Regions from separate parts of the Mus musculus genome. Here region 2 is linked to region 1. Evidence: chromatin contacts called from ENCODE Hi-C data. All regions are on one chromosome and are shown on one strand. The core of a region is the stretch at or near the end of the contact, and the rest is flanking DNA. Distances in the headings are between cores, read along the strand shown.

Region 1 (2,700 bases), core at 27-2,526:
TAAAATCACAGTTCTTGCATTCATTCAAAATTTCTACGGAGCTTGGCACTCGGAATACTATTTTGTAAAAAATAAAAACACCAGCAACACAGTCTCTAGAGCTAAATTCAGGGCACTGTACCTCACATGACTTAAACTCCAAAGCTCTGGTTTTATAAAAAGCTTCCTGTAACCCCAGTCCTCGGGAGGTGAGGTGGTTAAATCACAACTTCCAAACCAGACTGAGCCATACAATGAACTCCAAACCAGCTTGGACTATATAACAAGACTGTTGTTTCCAAGAACCATCACACACAAACACATCCCTTCCTGGATGGACCAAGTGTCCTCAGAGAAAGAGCCAAAGCTAAAATAAAATAAACCATTTCTCCATGTTCCACTCCCAAAGGGGAGAAGCCAACACCACCTCCTTCTTCAAAGTGTCATGTGAAAATATAATCTATGCCTTGACACAAACTGAGGTTCAGGAAAGGAGCCGGGGACGAGACAGACAATAGTAAGATGCAAATCAAGAAATAAACTTGAAGGGATGTGACAGCTGTACCACTAACACGGTCAGAGTCATAAAAAGCTGCTACTCCGGGGCCAACTAGTTCCACAGCGCGGGGAGAAGAAGAAGCTGTCCGCTCTAGACAGGCGCCAACCATAGGAGGTCCCCTCAGGTGCCCACTGGCATCGGACCCTTTTCACTGTTTAATAGCATCTGGCAAGCCCGACAACAACGCTGTCTCACGGCTGCCAGAATGGACGGATAACAGTCCGCCGCGGAAGGGGGGTCACGAAGGAGCGGGGGAAACTCGTCGGACCTTTAGAAGTGACTACGAACGCATTCGCCACCCAGGGCAAGCGCGGGGAGCGAAGTTCGGGAGAAGCGCCGCCGGGACACTACCACAAGTGTCCGGGCAGGCGTGGGAGCCGCGGGTCCCGCCGGCCGCGCACTCACCACGCACACAGAGCAGCGACATGGCCGAGGCGCGGACCAGCCTCCGCCGCACCTCGGCGGCGCGGAGCCCGGCCGCTCCCTCTTTTCTCTCAGCAGGTGCCGCGCCACCCTCTGCTGTCCGCCTCGCGGGTCCGGCCGCTCCTCATGGTCCCCGGCGCCCGCCGCGTTCCCCGCTCCCTCGAAGCCGCCCGGGTTCTCACGGTCGGAGTGAGCAGAGGAAAGAGCTGAGGCTCCGCCGGCAAACTGGGGACTGGGCGCGGCCCCGAGGCGCCATAGCTGCGAAGCGTGAGCGACCAGAACTCCCTCCCCTCACTCCGGCTGGGATCCCTGCGAGAGACTGGGCGGAACCAATCCCCAAGGGCTACGCCTCCCGGCCAATCCGCTCGCGCCCAGTCTGCCGACCCCGCCCCCCCGGGAGCACGTAGACTTCGAGGTCCCCCTTCATTTTTCTAATAACCAAGATTGATAGCAGCTCCGCCCACTGAAAGGGCTTCAAAGCAAGGATGGGCGGGGCTGGCCCTCACCTGTGTGAGGCGAGAGTTGAAACCTTTTGCTCCTCCCACGTGCGTGGAGTTTCCACACAAAAACCAGATTCTCTTCATTGAAGACTTGGCAATTGATTTCCTTAATGAGACGAGGCTTTACAGCCGGAGAGAGATTTGCCATAGTAATTACACAAGGTTGCATTAGGGCTATGGCGGCAAAATTCCAGTTCTTCCAGACATAGAGGCTAGGGTATAAGGAATTCAAGGCCATCCTTGGCTACATGGTAAATCTAAGGCTAGCCTATGCTACACGAAGCTTTCTCTCTTTCTCTCTCTCTCTCTTTTTAAGTGTCTTTCCAAATGTTAGAACTACGAATCTGGAGAAGAGAAAAAAAACTGAACCTTAGGGAAGATTTGGAACACACTAGTCACGAGATCTCAAAGATAGTGGGCATTTTAGGGCTGCCAGTGGTTGGCATATTTAACTATTCATCGCAGTTTTTCTAGAGCAAGCAAGGAACTGAAAAGGAGTTGAACTTCTGAATTCTAGTACTGAATTTAGAAAGAACAAACAGAACTGTTATAAAATCAAGGATCCTCCTAGAGAATGCAGAGGCCGACCAGCAAGACTGGAAACTTTGCACCTGGCCAATAGTATAAAACAGTGGGAAACAATCTAATAAAATTGTGAGGTGCACACATTTTAGACCTAAGTAGATACAGCCAGTATGTTGTCTATTGGCATGAACTAAATAACCCCAGAGCTTAGTAGCTTAAAACAACACTGATTATCCGGAACTTTCTGCAGGTCAAGAATCCAGGCACAACTGAGCCGAGTCCTCCAGTTGAGGGTTTTTCAGAAACTCTCAAGTGCCTGCATGACTGGAGTATCTCAGTTCCAACCTCCCTTCTGTGATTGTTGGCGGAACCCAATTCCTCCAGGGCTTGGAATCATAGCCTCAGTTCTTGATTAACTATGGGCCAGCCTCAGTTCCTTGTCACGTAGGCTTGGCCAACAAAGCTGCTTGCACACAGTCTGAGGCCAAGCAAAACATCAGATGCCTGTAATCTCAGCACTTGGGAGGCGGAGGCAGCAGGACTAGCCATTCAAAACTATCCTTGTATCCTTGACTACATAGTGAGTTCAGTGGAGCCCTGAACTACATCAGACCCTGTCTTTAAAAAAAAGAAAAGAAAAAGAAAAAGAAAAAGAAAAGAAAAGAAAAGAAAAAAGAGAAAAGAGTAAGGAGCTGGAGAGATGGCTGAGCAGCT
Region 2 (2,774 bases), core at 109-2,608, 370 kb before region 1:
TTGTCCCTGGGAAGTGTTCTCAAGGGTTCAAGGTGTCTGCTCAAGTGTTCCATCATCACATAGAGGGCCATTTCGAGCCAGAAAGCAACCTCCTCTCCTCTTGTGTGTCTCCTTCTGAGGAGCTAAGGCTATTCCACAGGGCCCCTCCTAGCTACAAGAGTGCCAGAAGCCCAGGCTCACAATCTAGACTGTTAAAAACTTTGCTTTGTTTAAAAAAGTAAAGTTGGCTTGCCTGCTGGTCTTAATCCTTTATCCTTACATGACTCTCCTTCCCTGAACCCTCTGAGTGGGAGCACACCCCCGACTCCTCACAGGGTTACCACTCACCCACATTCCCTGTGTCAGAAGCCGAGGCATCCTCGTGAGGCCTTAGTCACCACTCCTTTCACCTACCTTCTCGAGACCGCTGACCCTCAGAGTCTTGGTAAGCTCAGGTATTTTAACTTTCTCACTGGAGTTTGGAGAAGTTGGGGCCAGAGAAAGTTAAGGTACCTACCTCCTCCAAGAGGATGAGGCCCTCAGATAGGTGTCAAAGCCTGCCGGGCCTCATGCCCCAGTTCTTGCCCCCACCCCACAATTCTGGCTTCACATTCTTCTGAGCTAATATCTTTATGTCCTGGGGGATACACTTGGGTGGTAGAGGACTTGCCCTGCCTGTGTGGGGCCTCTGTTTCCAGCTCCAGGACGTTGGTACATTAATTTGGGCGCCAGGGCAGTCAGGGTAAACAGTATCATCCGCAGCTGCACATGAGGCCAGCGGCTCAGTCTTAGCCAGAGGCTTGTGGACCTTCCTTCCGCATAGTACGTTCTGCCATCCTTAGGGTGTTGAGCCGAGCAAGACGTTATTAATGAGTGGATGATTTGGAGTATAGCAGCTATCCAGTAAATAATCCTTGCATTAATGCAATTATCTGTTTCTTTTTCTTTCCCTTTCCCTCTTTCTTTCCCTCTCTTTCTCTCTCTTTCTCTCTCTCTCTCTCTCTCTCTCTCTCTCTCTCTCTCTCTCTCTCTCTCTCTCTCTCTCTCTCTCTCTCTCTCTCTCTCTTTCTGTTTCTCGAGACAGGGTTTCTCTGTGTAGCCCTGGCTGTCCTGGAACTCACTCTGTAGACCAGGCTGGCCTCATCCTCTTGCCTTCCACCCAGAGGCTTTCGCAGCTGTTCCCCTCAGCCTCTGCCCTTTTCCAAGTGACAGAGCGGCACCCACTCCGGGAAGACCAGGAAGCTCCTCTCCACCACCTCTGCTGGCTTTACCCCAGCAATCCCCACTCCAGGGAGTGGGGGGTGGGCCTTCATTCGCCAACTCTCGGCCCCGCCCCCTCCCTCCTGCCCCATAGCCCTGGACACAGTACACAGGGCCCAGAGTCCCTCCTGGAAGGGAAATAAAAGGAACTGCGCCAGTTCCCATGGCTGTGGTCAACACTTCCATCCCAGGGCTCAGCGGCGAGAATCCGCATTATATTCCAGGGTAAGACTCCTCCCAGAGCACTCCCCTGCTTGCTTCTGGGAATGGGGATTGGGATCTAGGAGCCAGTTCACAGACACTGGGGTCAAGATGAGAACTGGGGTGTGTCAATGGTATGGTATGGAAAGGGGAATCTAGCGGCTGTGAGAGCCAGGTCTAACAAAGCTTTGTGTTGTGGTCCCCACGGAAACAGGGTAAAAGCAGGAAGGACTGGACACCCAGGCAGAGGGCTGGGGATGTAGTCGCTTCAGTGATTTAATGATTGCCTAGAACACAAGGCACTAGGTCCTGTCCCCAGTAGGTAAAAGAGACAAAGAACAGAAATAAAGACCTCCAGACTCAAGCTGGGGCAGGAGTGGTTGGACCCGTGTGAGCCAAGCATGGGGCGGGGATGTAGAAGGATCAAAGGTGTTTGGTCAGCCTAGGCTAGAGAGTGAGACCCCGTGTAAAAATAAACACACAAGCACTTGCTGCAAGTGCACACCAAAGCGGGGCTTTCCTGCCTGTGTCAGGATGGTGGTGTAGGGTCCAACTCAGAGCTATGGGATGGATCCTGTGCTGCAGGTACACCGGACACTGCCCGCTACTTCGGTTCAGCATGGGCCAGACCTATGGGCAGGTGACTGGTCAGCTACTCCGAGGCCCTCCTGGTCTAGCCTGGCCTCCTGCCCACCGCACACTTCTGCCTCCCATCCAGTCTCCAAGATCTCCTGTGATCTCCAAGGGGAGGCTGCCTCCCAGGCGCGGGCATGAAAGGCTCAGCTCCAGCATAATCCCTGGGTATACAGGTCTGTATAGAGGTCTGAATGGGTGTCCCCTTCGAAGAGAACGTGCCGTGAACTAACACATCTTCTCCGTCAGGTTTTATACCACGGGCACAGTTCATTTTTGCCAAGAACTGCAACCAGGTTTGGGCTGAAGCTATGAGTGAATTTACACGAAGGCACGGGGAGCAAGAGAGCCATCAACTGCCAGACGGAGCCAAGGGAGAGAGAGAAGTGGAAGAAGACCAGCTGCGGGAGGCAGAGGAGCCACCGCTGAAGCAGGAGTTGGCACATGTGAGATGGGGCAGGCAGGTGGGGTGGGGGTGGGCGCTCGTGCTTTGCCTGGGGGCACCGTGGGGCATGGCTGCCAGCTGTCTGCGGGGTGCCTGAACTTAATTCTTTTTCTTTCATTGACTTCTCTCATCAGGCTTCCCCCTACTCCATGGATGATACAGATCCCCACAAGTTCTTCATGTCAGGTGAGAGGAAGTGGGTAGCAACCAAAGGCGAGGGGAGACCGCAGGACGTCTTGACTCAGCATCTCCCCCA

The links. A loop is a pair of places that touch in the nucleus more often than their neighbours do.
Region 2: a map of gastrocnemius shows a loop between it and region 1 (3-fold over the local background). The contact joins the promoter of Fam166b here to the promoter of Unc13b in region 1. A Hi-C loop is called at or near these places in 5 of 37 maps with a recorded cell type or tissue (T-helper 1 cell, T-helper 17 cell, gastrocnemius and 1 more).

The regions. Positions count from the first base shown.
Region 1 is chr4:43,057,529-43,060,228 of GRCm38, reverse strand. It overlaps Unc13b (unc-13 homolog B), which reads right to left and starts at 1,276. Exons shown (of 40, transcript NM_001384106.1): 1 at 944-1,276. The coding sequence starts at 965.
Region 2 is chr4:43,427,718-43,430,491 of GRCm38, reverse strand. It overlaps Fam166b (family with sequence similarity 166, member B), which reads left to right and starts at 1,358. Exons shown (of 6, transcript NM_001369077.1): 1 at 1,358-1,464; 2 at 2,026-2,249; 3 at 2,323-2,519; 4 at 2,653-2,704. The coding sequence starts at 1,403.